Regions from separate parts of the Homo sapiens genome. Here all the other regions are linked to region 2. Evidence: read pairs that join two places in POLR2A ChIA-PET (ENCODE). Cell type or tissue: MCF 10A. All regions are shown on one strand. Region 1 overlaps AP1B1 (adaptor related protein complex 1 subunit beta 1). Region 2 holds the start of TBC1D10A (TBC1 domain family member 10A). Region 3 overlaps HORMAD2 (HORMA domain containing 2). Region 4 holds the start of LOC105372988 (a long non-coding RNA gene).

Region 1 (5,000 bases), 980 kb before region 2:
ACCTCCTTGGCTGCCACCGGGTCCGTGGACAGCAGGCGCCAGTAGATGTAGCCACGGTCCCGCAGGTCTGGGTTATCTGAGTCCTTGTGGGGGTGAGGAGAAGCCCATGAAACTCAGAGTAGCCAGGTGAGAAGGGAGGAGACCTTCCTGCAGCCATGAGCCAGGTGCGGCACAGGGGTGGCCAATGGGGACAGCAGTCCTGAGTGCTCCCATGAGCCTGCCCCTATACCACCTACAGGGCCATGCCCTGGCCCCGGGCTCATTCCCCATGGTACTCTACTCCAGCCTGGCCATGCCTGTCTCTACTCCCAACCGCCCTCTGTGGCCTGCCCTTCCTGCCCCCAACACACACCCTCAGGTTTCCATGGGCCCTCCTCCTCTGTCTAGTTTGTCTCAACTTCACTACTTGACCTCACTGCACTTTGTGTTGTGTTCTAAGCACCCTGAAGGCAGGGAGCTTGGGTAACTCTGGGGCTGGAAGCCAGTCCCACCCACAAGATACCTGTCTTAGGAGCGGGCCTGGCTTCCAGGTCTAGTTCCTGGGACAAAAGTTCCCCTGCTTGAGTGAGGGCTATGCTGGGCACAGCGGGGAGGTTGGGGCACCCACCTGAGTGGCCAAACTGAGGACCTGCTGCACCAGCTCCTGGGTCTCTGTTGGCTTCTTTAGAAAGAGTTTCACAATGGCTGTCAGCAGCTGCAGCTGGACCTGCAGGGAACAGCGGTGACGAGGAGGAAGTGTGGGCCTCACATGGGGATAGAGGGAGAACAAAAAGGCTTGAAGAGGAATAGGGTGTTCAAAGTCCCTGGAAGCCAAGCATAGCTATTCTAGGTTTGGGGCTGTCACGGCACACAGGCAAAGGGCTGCCACAAGTGTTGGTGCCGCTGAGCAGCCAGACCTCGGCATCACTCACTCAGGAAGGAGCTGAATACTGGACTATTTGGCAAACCCAAGTAGGCCAGGGGCCGCTGCCCAGCCCTAGGGTTTTAGAAACCTGTTGGAGCTCTAGAATTCACAGAACTATGAGAAGCTCACATGTGTGGCTGGAGTGCTTCTTATCAGGACCATCTGTCAACAAGTGGCGACAGTCCCATGGAGGCCCAGGGGACTGGGGCAGCAGGGCCCACAGAGCCTGCCGTCAAGGACCTGTGCTTCTACCAGAGGGTTGGAACTATTCCTGGTGGCCCTCCACCGGCCCCTGCCACATGCCTGGACATACCCAAAGCTGCCCTCATCCTGGCCAACACCTCCTCACCCTTCAGATCTCATGCCAACCCCACCTCCAGACCCCCCATGCTTCTGCAGCCTCTTCCACCCCGTCACAGCGCCACCAGTTGCTGGCTATCCTGTACAGTGAGCCCCCTGTGGGCTGGAGTGATGTCTGTCTTGCTTACTGTCGTGTCACTAATTACTGCCCAATCTAGTGCCTGGTGTATAGCAGGCACTTAAGAAATACTTGCTGACTGAAGAAACATCTATGCGAGAACAAGTCTCTGCACATAATCCTTCCTTAGTCACGGTCTCATTTTTGCTAGTCCTAGGACAAGGGGGCAGCCTGATGCTCCCGGAGTCAGGGGCAGTGGGAGCCCATAGGCTGTGCCAGGGACAGGTCTGCAGCAGGAGGGCAGGAGTGGCAGTGCAGGAAGCCCAGCAGCAGCCGTGCTGACGGCATCTCTGGCACCTGCCCAGCAGGAGGGCACTTGTGCAGGGAAGGCTGACAGAGGCAGGCAGAATGGAGGGCACGTGGTCCTCCAATTCTGGGGTGAACCAGAGTCTGCAATTTGGTTACATGGGGGCCAGCAGCAGATGAGCAGTAGGCTGGCTGTTTCCAAGGCAGGAGGCAGCCCAGCATCTGGCTTCCAGACTCTAGCCCTGCCTGGGCAGCCAATGGGAAGCCGTTTACCCCCATCTGTAAAGGAGAGGTGTGGCCTACTTCAGGGATTCTTGTGAGCTTTAAAAACAGCAACTTATGGCAGCTTGCTTGGAGCTGGAGTCAGATCACACCTTATGTGAACTCCAGTTCTATCACTTCTCAGCTGACAGACCCTCGGCAAGTCATTTAGCTTCTCTGAGTCAGTTTCCTAACGTATAAAACAGTCATTACACCTCACAGCGTTAATGGAGAGTTGATGAAACCACAAATGTAAAGAAGTGGCCAGGCGTGATGGCTCACACCTGTAATCCCAGCACTTTGGGAGGCCTCGGTGGTTGGATCACCTGAGGTCAGGAGTTCGAGACCAGCCTGGCCAACATGGTGAAACCCTGTCTTTACTAAAAATACAAAAATTAGCTGGGCCTGGTGGCAGGTACCTGTAATCCCAGCTACTCGGAGGCTGAGGCAGGACAATTGCTTGAACCCGGGAGGCAGAGGTTGCAGTGAGCCGAGGTCTCGCCATTGCACTCCAGCATGGGGGACAAGGGCGAGACTTTGTCTCAAAAAAAAAAAAAAAAAGTAAAGAAGCATTGTGTATTCTGCTCACTACAGAACAGCTATCATCATCACAGTCATTATCACCACTACCATCACACAGGGACTCTTGAAAGAGTTCTTCCCAGTCCAGTCAGCCGGATGCCTGGAATTATTCATCACTGTCAGATCTGCTGTGGTTCCAGTCAGGTATGCCTCAGGCTGTATTGCCAGAGGGAGGTCTGGCCAGGTGCCCAGGGCCCTGGCTCAACAATCCGTTCCAGTTCCTCTCAACACGCTCAACACACTCAGGCCGTTAGCCTGCATATTTAGGGCAGCCTTCTGCAATAATGCCATTGCCCCTGCCATCCAGACAGGATGGGATGGCAGGACAGGGCCAGACGCTGGGCTGATATACCACCCTGGCCAAGATTTTTTTTTTTTTTTTTTTTTTTTTTTTGAGATGCAGTCTCACTCTCCTGCCCAAGCTGGAGTGCAGTGGGATGATCTCATCTCACTGCAACCTCCGCCTCCTGGGTTCAAGTGATTTTCCTGCCTCAGCCTCCCGAGCAGCTAGGATTACAGGCACACACCATCACACCTGGCTAATTTTTGTATTTTTAGATGGGTTTCACCATGTTGGCCAGGCTGGTCTCAGACTCCTGACCTAAAGTGATCCACCCACCTCGGCCTCCCAAAGTACTGGGATTACAGGCGTGAGCCCAGCTGCTGACCAAGACTTTCTAAGTCTGCTGTCCATGGCTAGAGAGGCCTAGGAGCCAAGGATGAGAAGATTCAACAAGACAATATAAAATGAGTTCCATAATTGTCAAGCCCGGTGCAGTGGTGCAGGCCCATAGTCCTAGCTATTCAGAATCCTTTGAGCCCAGGAGTTCAAGGCTAGCCTGGGCAAAACATAGTGAGATTTCGCCACTAAAACAAACAAACAAAAAACTCCAAATCGTCAAGCACTAAACAAGTATTCTTTTTTTTTGAGACAAGGTCTCGCTCTGTTGCCCAGGCTGGAGTGCAGTGGTGTGATCTTGGCTCACTGCAGCCTCAACTTCCCAGGCTCAAGCAATCCTCCCACCTAGGCCTCCCAAGTAGCTGGGACTACAGGTATGTGCCACCACACCCAGTTCATTTTTTTTTTTTTATAGAGATGAGGTCTCACTATGTTGCCCAGGTTGGTCTCGAACTCCTGGACTCAAAAGATCCTCCTGCCTCGGCCTCCCAAAGTGCTGGGTTACAGGCATGAGCTGCTGCACCCAGTTAACAAGTTTTGTTTTGTTTTTTTTCTTTTTTCTGAGATGGAGTCTCGGTCTGTTGCCCAGGCTGGAGTGCAGTGGTGTGATCTTGACTCACTGCAGCCTCAACTTCCCAGGCTCAAGCAATCCTCCCACCTAGGCCTCCCAAGTAGCTGGGACTACAGGGGTGTGCCACCACACCCAGCTAATTTTTTTTTTTTATAGAGATGAGGTCTCACTATGTTGCCCAGGTTGGTCTCGAACTCCTGGACTCAAAAGATCCTCCTGCCTCGGCCTCCCAAAGTGCTGGGGTTACAGGCGTGAGCCGCTGCACCCAGTTAACAAGTTTTGTTTTGTTTTTTTTCTTTTTTCTGAGATGGAGTCTTGGTCTGTTGCCCAGGCTGGAGTGCAGTTGTGCGATCTCGGCTTACCGCAACCTCCGCCTCCCGTGTTCAAGCGATTCTCCTGCCTCAGCCTCCTGAGTGGCTGGGATTACAGACGCACACCACCATGCCTGGCTAATTTTTGTATTTTTAGTAGAGACGGGGTTTCATTATGTTGGTCAGGCTGGTCTCAAACTCCTGCCTCAAGTGATCTGCCTGCCTTGGCCTCCCAAAATGCTAGGATTACAGGTGTAAGCCACTGTGCCTGGCCCTAACAAGTATTCTTAAAAGAGCTTTGAACTGTGTTGTGAACCAAAGATGCAAAGTGAACAGGCTACTGAATTACATCACACCCCCACTTTACAAACAAGGCCCAGCAGTCTTTGCAATAACTGCACTAGAGACAAGGAAATGGGTTTGGTGAGTTCAAGTAACTGTGCTCCAGGCCACACAACAGGGAGGAGGAGCTTGGATCTCAAACTTCAGAGCTCTGTTTCTGTTCACACCACCAGACTCTTGGCTTACCTCTCCCTGTCCAGCTTCTCTCATTCTAGCTTTTTAGCAGGCTTAGCTGCAAAAGACTGACCCTATTATAGGGGCAGAAGCACACCCCTACAGCAGCGGTTCCCAGCCTTTGTGGCACCAGGGACCAGTTTTGTGGAAGACAATTTTTCCACAGATAGGGGATGCGGGTTGGGGGATGGTTTCAGGATGAAACTGCTCCACCTCAGATCAGGCATTAGGTTCTCATAAGGAACACACAACCTAGATCCCTCTCATGTGCAGTTCATAATAGAGTTTGCGCTCCTATGAGAATCTAATGCCGCCGCTGATCTGACAGGAGGCGGAGCTGAGGCAGTAATGCTTGCTTGCCCGCCGCTCACCTCCCGCTGTGCAGCCCAGTTCCTTACAGGCCATGGTGGCCCGGGGGTTGGGGATCCCTGCACTACAGGACATCCTTGCAG
Region 2 (5,000 bases):
ACCCCCAGGCCTGGCAACTTCCACATCCAAAATGTCTTAAGACAACCTTTGGCCCAGGGTAGCTGAAATGGACCTTTAATCTGGAGTCAGAGTCCCCACCATCTCCACAGTACCCATGAGGGCTAACGTTTCACTTCTCTAGCATAGAACATGGACTCCTAGCCTTCAACCACGAGACTGGGTTCAGGGCGGTCACCCTGAAGCTTTCCATAACTTCCCCTCTATGGCCTTGGGCAGGGACTTACTCTTGGCTTTTTTGAAACCACAATATAAATTAAGTAGGGAACATCGAAGCTTTCAGATACCAGAGATTTTAGGTTGACTGACAGGCTCCAGAAAGTGAGGGAAGGAGAGAGGACTGGAGCTGGGATCCCACCTCAGCCCCAGCCCTACAGACAGCAGCCATGTAGAGGGTGTCTGCAGAGCCACATCCCGGGTTTGTGGTTGTGGGGTAAGAAAGACAGATGTCTGGCTGCCTGGTTGGGGACTACAGCCAAAGGGAGGTGCTTCCACTGGGGCCTCACTCTGCCCACAAATACCAGAGATATGCCCTCATTTTTCTCTTCATTTCTCAGACCCTTAGAAGGAAAGAAAGAAAACTAACATTTTCTGGGCCGCTACTTGTGACAAGCGCTGTGCCAGGCACCTTCACGTATCATATACTCATTTAACCCCCAGAGTAATGTTGGGAAGTGGGTGTTACTGTCGCCCTTTACAGTGAGTAAACAGGCTCAGAGATTCAGGATCTTGCCCAAGGTCACAAAGCTAGCAAGTGTAATTCCTAAGTTTGGCCTTTTCCTAATATATCACATTGCTCTGCACCCCAAGATCTGGTTGATTGCCTGATAAGCATGTAGTAGGAACTCTCATGCCCTAGCATTCTCCCACAAATCTGAGCTCTTCCTTCCAAGGTCCCATAAATGCAACTGGGAACTCCTTTCCTAGATCTCAAGACCACACACCTCCCTGGGTCCTAATCCCAGGTGACTGCTCCTCAATTCAAAACACTCCAGGTCCCCACTAAGTTCTCACAAGTGAATCCCTGGGGAACTGTGACAAAGCATCAGTCAGGGTGAGGGTTCAGAATGAGGGGTGCTCTCTCTGAGTCCTGGACTAAACCTAGCCTGCTGTGAGCCAGTAGGGAGATACTGGAGGAGACAGATCCAGTGGGTGAGAGGGAACTCCCCTTAGGGGAGGGGCCTGGATTTCTCCAAGGAAGAAGGAGGCCTGGTGAATAAGAGGCTTTAGGGCTGGGGAAAATCCCGGAAGTGACAGGGGTTCTTAGACAGTTAAAGCGCTTCCATAAGTCATGAGAGAGTCTGGGGTGACCTTGGACAATCTCAATTGGTCAGAGAAAGGGAGAAAGGATATTCTCTGGAGTAGGGTCATGGCAGGGCCCCAGGAGCTCCTACTGGTGATTGGGATGGAAAGCACACATCAGGAGGGAGTCTTGTCAGTTCTGTGCACAACACTGGTCTCACGTGACAGGACAGCTGGGATGGGAGTGGGGTATGGAGTCCATCTTTCCTAAGGGGACCGCCAGCCTGTACACATGATCTCTGAGGCCTGGGCTCGGGGGATTCTGTGGGGCAACATGGGGCCCAGCTTGGAGGCAAGGTGCTGTTCCACTGCCCCACATTTCTCTGTCTGCTAGCTGGGTGTCTGGGTGCTCTCGGGATAGGACATCGGGGGGTGCTAATATGAGCAGGGACCCTGCTGTCTCCCTGCCTGCCCCCGTCCCACGCCCAAGATCTGCCCTTGGGAGGAGGCGCATACATACACAGGACATACACAGAGCCCATCTACTGGCTCCTGTGGCTGCTGGAGCTGATGGTCTGTCCTAGTGGTGGGGCTCCCTGTCGCCCTGTACGTGCTGGGAAGGGGGAGTACCTGCCCACCTGTTGCCAGTGCCAGTGGAGGAAGCTGTGTATGAGCGGATAGGGGGCCCTTCTCCGACCCTTCCATGAGGAGAAGGGACTGTCTGTCCCAGGATGGAGCTGAGGGGAGGGAGGTGACCAATGTCTGTCCATCCAGAGGTCTGTATGCCTCGAGGAAAGGGTCAGTCTGTCCTGGGAAGGGGTGGGGGCGGGGCAGTCAGTCCTGAAGTCGGTCTGAGGTCTCCTGGTGTGGGGGCAGTGAGGCGGGGAGACAAGGGCGTCTGTGGGTTTGTGGGAGGGGGAAAGATGGAGAATGAGTGTCTATGGAGGGGGGCGCCAGCCATCTGGGAGCCTGTCGGGGTGGCAGAAACAATCATCCCTAAGGTCTTGGCGGCAGGGGTGGGTTTGGGGCAGTCTGTCATTCTGTTCCACGGCTGGAAGGAGGGCACAGTCGGTCCTTCCTGGGAGCGGGTCAGTCTGTCCGGAGGGTGGAGGTGGCGGGTGGAGGTGTGGGCCCGTCCGCCCCCTGGGTCGGAAGTAGGACTGCGAAGGGGGCGGGTCTAGGAAGGCAGGGGTGGTGGGGGTGGGGCAGGGGAGGGAACGGGGATTAGTGGTCCCTGCCTGGGAGGGGGACGTGTCGGCAAGTCCCGAGGGCGCCTCCGTCCGTGTCGAGGCCCCTCGCGTGGGTGGCGCGCTCAGTCCCGACCCCCGGCGCTACTCACGCGCCCTCGGCGCCCTGCGAGCCCACGATGAAGCCGAACTTGTCGATGCGGCGCTCGGCGAAGCCGTTGGCCTCCGAGTCAGACCCGAGAGAGCTGAGTTCGTCGGTGGTTGCGGCGTCGGGGCCCTGGGCCAGGCTCTCCCGGGTTCCCGACAGGCTTTCCCCGGCCGCGGGCGCGCGCGGCCCATTCTCTCCGTTGCTCTTCGCCATCCCAGCCGCGCCCGCCGCCTGAGCTCCAGCGGCCACCTCAGCCGCCCTGCTGCCGCCGACGCCCCGCCCACGCGCGGCGCCTATTGGCCGCCGCAAGGCCGGGGGGCGGGGCTCCAGGCCCACCCCGGAGCTCTCCCCCCACGCCCAATGGGCGCCGCGGACCCCGGGCCCCGCCCACCCTCCCCCGGCGGGCGCCAACAAGCCCGAAGTGAGGGGGCGGGGCAGCCGTCACCGCAGCCCTCCCCGCCCTCCTCCGGGCTGCCAATCACAAGAACTCACCTGGACGAGCTCGGGCCTTTCCGGGTTGGCTCCAAGCGGGGCCTGTCACCTACTGCAGAGCGCGAGCCGGAGGCCCAGGGCTTCCTCCATGGATTCCTCATCTGCCTCCTGAGCCCCGCTCCCTGCGAGACCCCAAGGACGTGGTAGGGATTGTTTGCCCCATTCATTTATGAGGAACTCTGAGGAGGCCCAAGTGAGTTCAGGGACGCAGAGCGGCTTAAAGGCCCAGCCTGAGCCAGAAGTCTGGCAGTCCCATTGCACTCACTGCTTCTGGGGCTTTAAATTACCTCGTGAGACCTAATTATTAATAATCACCAGCGTTTACTGAGCCACGCACGCCCGAAGCTCTACCTACTTTCTCCTGTAGTCTTTTCCCCAGCAGTTTTATGGAACATAAACATACCATAAATTCACGTTTAAAGTGTACAATGATTTTTAGCATATTTACAGAGTTGTGCAGCCATCACAACATTCTAATTTTAGAACATTTTCATCACCCCAAAAAGAAACTCCTACCAATTAGCAGTCACTCCGCATCCTGGCTCCCCCAGTCCCTGGCAACCACTAATCTGCTTCCTGTTTCTATAGATGTCCCTTTTCTGGATATTTCATATAAATGGAATTATACAATATATGGCCTTTTATGTCTGGATTCTTTCTCTTGAACATTTTCAAGTTTCATCCACATTGTAGCATGTATCAGTGCTTCTGGATTCACATCTGCCCCAGGTATGTCTGACTCCACCCCTCCCTTTCCTGGGATAGGCCCACACCGCCATGAAAGACCTATACTGCCCCTCCTGGGAGCTGGGACTATACCAGATTTTGTTTTTCCATTCATCAGTGATGGTCATTCGCGTGTTTCTAGTTTTTAGCCATTATGAATAATGCTGCTCTGACCATTCAGGTACAAGCTTTTGTGTGGGGGCCTTATGTTTACATTTCTCTTGGATAGATAAGGAAGAGTGGAATTGCTGGGTCATATGGCAACTGTTTAACCTTTCGAGGAACTGGCAAACTGTTTTCCAAATTGGTTGCAACATGTCTTGTAATCTCTTAGCAATGAGGTATACACCATTATTAGTCCCATTTTACAGTTAAGGAGACTGAGGTAAAGTCAGTTGCCTAAGGTCCCAGAATTAGCTGTGAATATAGCCAGGATTCGAACTTAGCTCTTACCAACTGCCTATATTTGGAGGGATGGGCCGATTTTATCTATATGGGCTTAGCCCCAAGCAGCTGATTTCTGACCCTAGAGATTGTCAACTCTTGGATCTATAATATAATGATAGCTCCTCGCTTATGTCTAGTACTTTATGGTTTACAAGTCACAGTATATTGTCATCTGACACTCCCTGCAGACCTGTGGGAGAGACAGGCCTAGAGAGGGGAAGGGACTGGAAGACTCAGACCTGGCTGCAGGGCCTGGGACAGACTATTCAGGGCCCCAAGGCAAGCCCCAAGAGGGGGTCTTGAGCCTTGAGTGATTTCACCTTGATGCCATGTGGCCTGGACATTCTTGATGGCGTCATTGTACAATCCTCACATTCCATGAGCTTCTGGCTTTCCATAAACAAGGCAAGAACAGACATGGGAGTGGGCACAGGCTATTTTGGTCTTAAACCCTCAGTCTAGGAGGATGTTCCTTCTCTTCAGTGACTCCAGACAGTGGTGGGCTCCTGGTCCCAGCTCCCAGGAGGGGCGGTATGGGTCTTTCATGGTGGTATGGGCCTATCCCAGGAAAGGGAGGGGGAGGAGCCAGACATACCTGGGGCAGATGTGAAGCCTCAAGTACAGCAAAGAAAAGTATCCACGACCCTTTGACTTCATGATTCTATCCCTAGGGTTATATCCCAAACATGTTCTTACTCAGCTCTGTGAGGGCACAAATATAGAGACGTTCACCCCAGGGA
Region 3 (5,000 bases), 170 kb before region 2:
CAAGATATAAACTAACCATTCCAAGAAGTAGCTTTTTCATTCCTACTGTTACTCTAAATTGTCTGAGAGGCAAATTTAGCCTTTTTTCTAAATTAAGATATGTTATTATTGGGCTTTTGTTTAATTCTAAGCCAAAATATACCCAAACTCCCACTACATTCCTTGGAAGCTGTAGATGCTGTTGAAGTGCTCTCTTGGCCACATCTCACTCCTTTAGGAGTCAGCACTCTCCATCTGTATCCTCTTGGAGACCATGAAAGGGAAAACAGCCTCTGTGACTTCTCCAACCAGGTGGGTCAGATTAGCTTTACAGTCCACTTACAAGGAGACTAACAAAGCTCCTCTGTGGGTGTTTGAGCACATTTTACAAAACTGCTGATGACCTCATGAGCCAAAGAAACCAGGTCTCACATTGTGGACTAAGCCTAAATATTAATACTACTTTATATTTATGTAGTGTCTTTTTTCCAAGGAACTCCAGCCTCTTTACAGACATTATGTCACTAATCCTCAAAGCATCCCTGTTTGGTACATGGCAAATATTATCCCCCTCCCTTTTTTTTTTTTTAACAGTGATGGAAACTTGCAAGTTGGTGATGGAACCCAGCCCCCTGGTTCTTAGTCTATGCACTATACCATAAAAAAAGTCAGACGAATACTTTTTCAAGCTATTCATTGCTTCTTGGGTGGGATTTAAGAGGATGTCTTGGCTTGTATGCATTTCAGTTTTCAGTGTCTCTAGCTTCTGTGATCCTCTTTTTCTTCTTCATTGTAAGTCAAGCATGTTCAAGCATATTTCTCTTCCACTGTTGCATTTATGGGAACACTAGAAGTTTGTAACTGAGATTTGAAGTGAAAGACTTCGGTATTGAATATGTAATTTCACTTGTCACTCAGAGATCCCTTATACTTCTCATAACCTAAAAGAAATTAGATTTTTTAAAAAAATTCACCATGCCAGCTTAGAGCACATTTCATTTATAGCAATCACATTTTCACCAAAATTAGGTAATGTTCAACTAAATACAACCAATTTGTGTTGAATTATTAACATGTACCAGATATTATATCAAACATTTTCAAATATATGATCTTGTTTTACATATATTAACACATATGTAATATTCCATGTGAACCTGTTAGATTTAATTCTTAAGTGTATAAACACTCTCCTAGAGTAGGGCAAAGAAAAAAAAAGAGGCATTAATAGAAATATGGCCTCAGTTGTTATATCCAATAAAAATAAAAATAAAAGAGCTCCCTCAATTCTCTCAGTGGAAATCCCCAGTGTAAATATTTCCACAAAAGAGGAAAATGTGGGTAACTTCTAAAAATCACCAGGAGTTAGCTTCATATCCACAAAGTAAAAAAAAAACAAAAACAAAACTTAAAAGTTTGGTTCCTACATAATCAACAACTATACAAAGCATAAGGAAGAGAATAAAACACAGCCATATCTAAGGATGACAAATATTTCTTGATTTCACTTGGTTAGACCCTTCCTAATCAGGATTATTAAAACCAGGAATTATGAACTGTAGTGGTATAGCTTGCTCACTCTTTCTTTCCTTTCTTTCTTTCTTTTCTTTTCTTTTTTCTTTTCTTTCTTTCCTTCTTTCTTTTTCTTTCTCTCCTTTTCCTTTTCCTTCCTTCCTTCCTCCCTCCCCTCCCCTCCCTTCCCCTTCCCCTTCTCCTTCCTTCCTTCCCTCCCTCCCTCCGTCCCTCCCTCCCTCCCTTCCTCCCTTCCTCCCTTCCTGTCTCTCTCTATCTCTTTCCCCCTCCCCTTCTCTCTTTCTCTTTCTTTCTTTCTTTCCAGGGTCTTGCTCTGTCACCCAGGCTGGAATGCAGTGACATGATCCACAGCTCACTGCAGCTTTGACTTCCTGGGCTCCCGCGATCCTCCCACCCCAGGCTTCCAAGGAGCTGGAACCACAAGCGCACGCCACCGCTCTTGGCTGATTTTTGTATTTTTGGTAGAGATGGGGTTTCACCATGTTGCCCAGGTTGATCTCAAACTCCTGAGCTCAAGCAATCTGCACACCTCGGCCTCCAAAAGTTCTGGTATTACAGGCATGAGCCACTGCGCCTGCCCCTGTAGTGGTAAAACTTTAGTCACAAAAAATCAATTTCACATCTCATTTTAAAATTCTTTTATATGAACTACTGTCATGTTTTTCAAATTGGTGGACATCTGTAGCTTCACTGAATTAGAATGATGCCAGTGAAATGAGAGACAATGCGGAAAAATTAGAAAAGTTCTCCTAAAATAAGGCGGAGAGTTTCAACTCTTAATCATTGAATTTTGAAAGCCCTCAGAATAAAAATGTACCATATGCCCTGCCATAATACTGTTTCACTCTGCTCTCTGGCCCAGCTAGATTCGAACTAGCCCTACATTTCTAAGTAAATAGTGCTTAATTTGAAACTGAGAAGCCCTACCACATCACGGAAAATCTTTATAGGTTGGAAAATATGTATATTATGTCATGCTTTAGGTATATAATCTAGCCATATTCTGTAATAGATTTGCTGCAGTTTATACTCAACAACCTTGAGTTTTTAAGAAAACATATTTGTATATTCCAAATGTTTGGTTTATCTTTCATAGGAAATATTAGCCAAAAGGGATACCCTGTATTTCAGGTAAAAACTTAGTGATAGGGAAATTTAAAAAGTGTTAGTCAAAAATCGAATGTTTGCCCTATCAGGGTTGCCATGCATGACTGTGCTGATTGTGTACTGCATAATTCCAGGGATACCTAAAACACAGACAGAAATGTGAATGACACCCCTGGGGTTGAGCAACGCCTGGCAGCCCTGATTTTAAGTAAATAGTAAAGCTTTTGAAAATGCTCATTTTTTTTTTCTGATTCACTACTGAAGACCAGTTGTGAGCTGCAGGAGGGCTTTTATTATTTTTCCTATTTTTTTGTGTATATGCAAGGTCCTTAGTTTTTTCCTCTCCATGTTGTTTCCAAAAGACTTCCTTACTGACTGAGCTTCAGCACACTGCTCTGGCATTCTCCCAGCTCTAAGTTTTCATGAGTCAGGGAAAATGTGTGCACTCTGAAAAGAAGCTTGTCAGACATGCTCAGCCAGCTGACATGAAGTCCCTCTCTCCATTCTTCTTTTCCATCCACATTCTTACAGCCTACTGCTTGTACCTTTATTTAGCCCTGACTTCATCCTACCTGTGTTGGATGTTAGTTAGAGTTTGTTGTTTACATATCTGTGTTCCTTACTACCTTGAACTCTACTGCCCATCCCTGCTGTCCTGCTGCCACTGTGCCCTGCCCTTATCACCACCATAGCACTTAGCATGGTGCCTTGAATCTTCTGCTTGTCTGACCCTCCTCTTTTACCTTTCCATTCTTTGGTTTTCTTTCATTTTCTTTAGTCAGGAGGAAAATATGTATTCTCTAGATGGGGAGAATAACTGGAGGAATGGGAAGAAAGCTCACCTCCGTAAAAGACCAAGAGTGGCCCTGCAGTTAGTTCTGTTACTTGGTCACAACCCTCCATTTCCTCATTTACTCTTACTGTGGCCAGGCCTGGCCCAGATTTAATAAAACAACTTGAAGAGGGTGATATCATGAATTTTATTCCAGTTTTAAGTTTTTAGTGATGCAGTTGATTTTGAAATGACAACAGTACAGATGGTTTTTGCAAGGATGTAAAAGAAACTAGTAACAGTGATTGTCTTTTAGAAGGGGACTTGAATGGTTCTGGGATAGCAGGGAAAGTTTCACTATATACCTTTATATTACCTTTTGAATTGCATATTATGTAAATGTATTAGCTATTGAAATAGATACATAAAACTAACAAAAATGGAAGCAATTAAATAACTATAGTTGAACTAAATTGATGCTGTAGAAAATTCTGTTAATTACAACAAAGTGTTTGAATATATTTTTTCAAAGCTAGATCAGGAAGAGGAGAGGTATGATTATTCTCATTTTGTGTTAGAAATTTTGAAAATGTTTCATCATTTCCTGCATAAATAATATGAAAATTAAGTTTAGGTGCATGCTCCTTATATAAAACTTATCCTCACTCTGAACACTCAACTACTTCACTTTAGGGGTTTTCTATTTCTCTTCAATTGAATTTAGGGCCAATTTAAAGTGAAAATCTGACTTCTTAGTGACTGTATCTTGCAACTCTGCCTCTGCCTTGTGTGGAGGAACTTTACTGGGGAGGCCAGAGTTCCTAAGTGTTATCTACTTTGGTCTCTCCTTCCTGCCAGCAAGAGTAGGCAGTTATGACCTGAGGTTTAGATATTGCACCAATAGAGATCTTCCATCTTAGACAATTTTCATACCAAAGTGGTCTTTTTCTGATATTTTATAGGACCTATCTCTATAGTCATTTCTGTACTTACAGTTATGCTATGTTCCTCTCAACACCTGCTAAAGCACTTATAGAGGCTCATGTTCAAGCAAATGACCTACATAGCAAGTCTGTGAGAAGCAGGGTATTGCATTTCCAATTCTGTATCTATTATCTGTTCATCTCTTTTTTGAAGAATCAGCAAATGTATGTCAAACTTTAGTACATCTAATGACACCATCATGTCATTGCCTGTAAATTTCCTCTATTCATGCCACAAACCAAGAAACAACTTTTTCATTTTTATAATTACTTCAAGTATGTGCTTGAGCGTGTTTATGTATTTAATGTATCCACCTTTAACTACCACGGAATTCATAATTATTTACTCAGGCATTTGAAAGTAAGAAAGTAACTGACATTTTTCTATTGAAAAGTATTTAATAATATTTTAGAATATTTTATAATTTTTAAAAGCCTAATAAACATTATTTTTTTAAATGTTCTTTTTTACCTTTGCAAATAAAGCAAGATTGCAAATAAAAAGATTTTTACACTAACATTTTTTATCACTTTGAAATAAAGGGGATAAAAGAGATTAAAGTAATAAAAATGTTGATTATTATAACCGTGTCAAGTAATAGAAAACACAATTTAAACAATAAACA
Region 4 (5,000 bases), 120 kb before region 2:
ACATACATTCACCCTTCCGGCACATGCATCCTCACACATGTATACGTGCATGTGCACACATACCCACATACATAAACACACTCCTATATGTGAGTATGCACACAATCCACCTTCTCACACATTCTCAAATGCACCTGTCTGCGCACACATTCTCACGCAAAACACACATGTTCTCCCTCACGCATGGCTATAAGTGCACGTGCATGCATCCTTATACACACATTCACACACAAACGTGCACTCTGTATACACACGAACCTGCACCTTACATCTTCACACATGTCCATGCGTATAGGTTAATGTACACGTTTACCCTCATACACAAGCACACACATACATGCATTTTCACACATGCATATGTGTGCACACATTGTCATAGTGCCTTCACACACATGCACACACACATGTGCATCCTCACATACATCCTCACACCTACATACCCCCCATGCCCTATACTTGGGTGAACACTCATCCTCTCATACACAAAGCCCTTTTGAGCTGATGCTTCTCCCAGAGTTAATTTGACTGTCTCCTCCATGACAAGGAGGGGCCAGTGACTGGGTCTGGTTTCCATTTGGAGCTCGCAGCCTGGCACCCAGCTTGACAGACAGATGGTAGCAAAGGCCCATAGCCCCAGGTCACCCACGGGCCCCAGAGGAGTGTTCCTGCCATCCATCCATCACCCAAGAGCCAGCACCCTGGAGTTGGATCAGTGTGGTCCTCACAGTAGCTTGGTGACCATGAATAAGTTTCACAGCCTGAGTCTTAGTTTTTCATCCAAAAAGGGTGGTTAACACTTATTTCATGGAGTTGAGAAGGCTAAGATGACAGAGGTGAAGTGGCCACACATAGTAGGTGATCAGGAAAGAGCTCTTTCAGGCGGCTGCCCTGGGCCACCAGAACTCCCTGGCCACCATTCTCCAGGGCCCCAGGCACACTGGGGTGGGAACTAATGAAATCCAAATGTGAAACTCTAGGCCTTTCATGTGGTTGCTGGTCAGAAGCACATTTGATAAGGTGTCCCGGCTGTCCTGGCCGTCCCTACATGAAGTCTGTCTAGCCAAGGCATTTCCAGGGGTCTAATGAGAAGGGAACTGTGGTTGGGTGATTTCGAAGGTGATGGGAAAGACGTTGTTTTTCATTTATAAAGCTGCCAGGGCCAGTTGGGGAAAAGCAGAGGAAAGGGAAACTACAAGAAAGTAGATCCAAAGAAACAGAACCTGAAAGAGCTCCCCAGGCTGCTGCCTAGAACATCTGGAACTAAGCTAATGGGCATGGAGGGAGAGCAGCTGCCAAGCCATCTCTTGGCACGAGCTCTGAGAGCCGCCTGAGGGAGCTGGAGCAGACGCCGTGGGACTTTTCCCCTGAGTTATTGCAGCTTCCTCCTGGAGCCGGCCCGGGGTGGCGGCTCAAACATGGAAATGTGGTCTGAATCCTCTTCCCAGCAACCGCTGCTGGGCCTCAGTTTCTCTCTGTGAGGCGGGCAGTTGAGCGAAATGAAATTATAATATTTAATTATAATATTGCGAGTGTCAGACACTGCGCTGAGTTCTGCATGTGGATCCTCTTAATCCTTAAAACAACTCCAGAGGTGGCAATGATTGCACCCACTTTACAGATAGAATAACTGGTCAGAGAGGGTGTGTGTGTGTTACCTAAGGTCACGGAGCCAGCAAGGGCACCGGGTGAGAATTTGAACCCAGAGCCACTGGCTTCCTAACCACAGCGCTCTCCTGCTGAGCAGGGACAAGTACTCATCTTCCCAGCTCTCCCTGCAGTCAGGGAGCCAGAACACCCTGGGACCGGAAACTGCTGCCTGGATGACCTCAGCCAGCTACCTCGTTTCGCAGACGGGGAAAGTGAGAACCAGAGAAGGCCGGTGACTGGCCCAAGGTCACGTTGTGTCCCATATCCTCCTCTCATTCCCGGACGTCCAGCTCCCCAACAGCCCCAGCACAGAGCTGGGGAAAAATCTTCAGAGACATCCCCTTGGGAAGACAGCTGGAAGGCAGGGCTGAGCCGGGGTCATTTGTGACCCAGCGGTGAGGTGATGAGGTACTGACGAAAGTACTGTATTTCCCCCTTTTGAGAAACGCTTTGGCATCAGATGAGTCTTGGGGGAGGGAGGAGAGGAATTTGGCAGGGATCTGGTTATAAGCCATCTGGAGGGTGGCGTGAGGACCGGAAAAGCCGCTGCCCGTTCTGTTTGGTCTCATCCCCTGAATGAGGTCACTGAATGTGCACGGGAGGCTCAGCGCTGCCCCACTCCAGCCTGATGGAGAAATCCTACCCGAAATCCCAAAGCAGGGCAGGGACATTCCCACCAGATACTTTTGCAGCCTTTGTCCTGTGGGACGAAGCAAGGGATGATGACACACTCGCCTGCCCACCCGGAAGTGAGTCTCAGGTCATTGCATCAGAAGGGTGACAACCTAACACAAGTCATTGCTAAGCAACTCTCGCGTGCTCAGTATTCACATTTTCTTGCTTCATTCTGACCACTACACTGCACAGGAGCCATTATTCTCACCCCCCGCCTCCATTTACAGATGAGGACACCGAGACCCAGAGAGTTTTTTGTTTTGTTTTGTTTTTTGAGATGGAGTCTTGCTCTGTCACCCAGGCTGGAGTGCAATGGCACGATCTCAGCTCACTGCAACCTCTGCCTCCTGGGTTCAAGAGATTCCCTTGCCTCAGCCTCCTGAGTAGCTGGGACTACAGGCACCTGCCACCACACCCAGCTAATTTTGTATTAGAGATGGGGTTTCACCATGTTGGCCAGGCTGGTCTCCAACTCCTGACCTCGTGATCCACCTGCCTCAGCCTCCCAAAGTGCTGGGATTACAGGCATGAGCCACCGCGCCTGGCCTGTTTTATTTTTTGTTTTGTTTGTTTGTTTTGTTTTGTTTTCAGAGATAGGGTCTGGCTTTGTTTTCCAGGTTAGGGTGCAGTGGTGCGACCATAGCTCACTGTAGCCTCAAACTCCTGGGCTCAAGCAATCCTCTCGCCTCAGCCTACCAGGAACTGGAACTACAAATGCATGCCACCATCCCCAGCTAATATTTTTCCTTTTTGGAAAAATGAAGTCTCACTATGTTGCCCAGGCTGGTCTCAAACTCCTGGGCTCAAGTGATCCTCCTGCAGTGCTGGGATTACAGGCATGAGCCACTCTGCCCGGCCAATCTCAGAGAGTTTTGATGAAGTTACAAAATTCTGACCATGGAGCCAGAACTCAAATCTAGGTATGTGAGGTCTGAGCCCAGGCTTCCACCAGGGCCACTGTGCTGCAACTGCCACCACTTCCTGGCACCTCAAGTGACACCCGAGCATCATTCAAGGGAAATGGCCCATATCCCGGCAATTCCCCCACCCGCCCCACTTTCTTCTCTGAATTAGGGACTTCGGCAGAGACAGAGCCCCAGCAGCCTCCACCCGTCCCCTCGTGTCGGCCTTGCTCACCCACGGATGAGTCAGTTGGAATGTTTGGACATCCCAGCTCAGCGGCTGTGGTACCAGGAGCTGTCAGGAGGCGGGAATGCAGAGAATGTGGCTCACTGTGCTCCCGCCCGCCCAGGCTGAATCCGCAGAGAGGTTTGGAAGGTGAATGACACAATGTTTGTCAAGGGTTTGGGACGACAGGTGCATGTGAAGATGAGGACAAAGACTGATTCTTTTCTTGGGGCTGCCAGCACAGTTTCGCATCCCTCCCACACATGTCCGCATTCCAGGCCCAGACACTCCGTGCCCTGGGCTCCTATGAAGGGCAAGAAACCACTGATTAGGAAGCAAGAAGAAGAAAAAGAAATGTCCCAGGCTCTTAAAAGAAAGAGTGTTTGACCTCTTTACCCAAATGCCATCCTGAAACACAGCTTTTTTGTTTTTCGTTTTTTTTTTCTTTTAGAGACAGGGTCTTGCTCTGTCACCCAGGCTGGAGTGCAGTGGCACGCTCACAGCTCACTGCAGCTTCCAACTCCTGGGCTCAAGCGATCCTCCCGCCTCAGCCTCCCAAAGCACTGGGATTACAGGCGTGAGCCACTGCACCAGGCCCTGAAACACTGCTTTGATTCTGTCTCTCTCCTACTCAGATGCCTTTGTGCAGGCCGACAATCTTTTCTGGTGTCTTCTCTGTGCGGGGCTGTGTCTGGGCACTGAGTAGACAGTAGTGAAGAAGATGATGATAGTCCTTCCCCAGGGAGTTTCCTTTCTGGAGAGAGGTTCAGATAATTAAAAAGTGAGTGCGCTCACGCCTGTAATCCCAGCACTTTGGGAGGCCAAGGCGGATGGATCACAAGGTCAGGAGTTCGAGACCAGCCTGGCCAATATGGTGAAACCCCGTCTCTACTAAAAATACAAAAATTAGCCAGCCATGATGGTGGGCACCTGTAATCCCAGCTACTCAGGAGGCTGAGACAGGAGAATCGCTTGAACTCGAGAGGCGGAGGTTGCAGTGAGCCGAGATTGCGCCATTGCACTCCAGCCTGGACGACAGAGCGAGACTCTGTCTCAAAAAAGAAAAGTGAGTGTGTGATTACAGATGAGCAGTGTGGGGGAGGAAACAAACTAGGTCTATGATGGAAATTAGGGGAATGGGGTTCCTTTAAAATGAAATCAAACTCCGAGAGCTGCGTGCTGCCTAAATGTGTCACCTCACTGCCCACTGAACACACCATATTTTTCTGCCTCACTGCCTCAGTTCCTGTAATCTCCCCATCCGGGTTCCTTTTTCCTCCCACCTTTCCAGAGTCTGTGCTGCCCACCCCGCCATCCAGAAACTTCCTTGCCCACTTAGGGCTCTGCCCTGTGGATATAAGGTCACCTTCTCATCTCTCTCCCTTCCTATGGGAAGCATAGTTATCTCATGCACCAAGGCTGCGTGAGAATTCCCTCTGACACAAGGGCCCCAGAATCTTTTATTTTGGTGCCAGGCACTGGGGAGATGCAAAATAAATAGTTCTTTAGCAAATGAGCATCCCCAGACTCTGGCTGACTGTGGAAGGTCT

The links. ChIA-PET counts read pairs that join two places held together with the same protein. Peaks named below come from ENCODE experiments on the same cell type or tissue, not always from the same donor. Only the 100,000 strongest peaks of a DNase experiment are listed, where the experiment ranks them.
Region 1: POLR2A ChIA-PET joins it to region 2 with 5 read pairs; 1 of 35 experiments calls an interaction of 5 or more read pairs at or near these places.
Region 3: POLR2A ChIA-PET joins it to region 2 with 5 read pairs; 2 of 35 experiments call an interaction of 5 or more read pairs at or near these places.
Region 4: POLR2A ChIA-PET joins it to region 2 with 5 read pairs; 3 of 35 experiments call an interaction of 5 or more read pairs at or near these places.

Annotation. Positions count from the first base shown.
Region 1 is chr22:29,341,678-29,346,677 of GRCh38, forward strand. AP1B1 (adaptor related protein complex 1 subunit beta 1) reads right to left here. Exons shown (of 23, transcript NM_001127.4): 12 at 608-706; 13 at 1-83. Among named protein-coding and RNA genes, the nearest start is that of SNORD125, 11 kb to the left of the region's middle. In MCF 10A, no CTCF peak of the experiment used is centred here; a DNase peak (open chromatin) is centred at 2,624.
Region 2 is chr22:30,324,074-30,329,073 of GRCh38, forward strand. TBC1D10A (TBC1 domain family member 10A) reads right to left here and starts at 2,868. Exons shown (of 9, transcript NM_031937.3): 1 at 2,600-2,868. The coding sequence starts at 2,808. RefSeq lists an enhancer at 1,275-2,224 and silencers at 2,441-2,490, 2,791-3,120. In MCF 10A, a CTCF peak has its summit at 3,800; DNase peaks (open chromatin) are centred at 1,218, 2,948 and 3,858.
Region 3 is chr22:30,156,893-30,161,892 of GRCh38, forward strand. All of the region lies in intron 10 of HORMAD2 (HORMA domain containing 2), which reads left to right. Among named protein-coding and RNA genes, the nearest start is that of HORMAD2, 79 kb to the left of the region's middle. In MCF 10A, no CTCF peak of the experiment used is centred here; a DNase peak (open chromatin) is centred at 3,029.
Region 4 is chr22:30,203,589-30,208,588 of GRCh38, forward strand. It overlaps LOC105372988 (a long non-coding RNA gene), which reads right to left and starts at 3,606. Exons shown (of 3, transcript NR_188588.1): 1 at 3,460-3,606. It also overlaps a transcript of HORMAD2 not described here. RefSeq lists enhancers at 2,142-3,341, 3,196-3,817. In MCF 10A, no CTCF peak of the experiment used is centred here; DNase peaks (open chromatin) are centred at 1,313, 1,833, 2,253 and 3,513.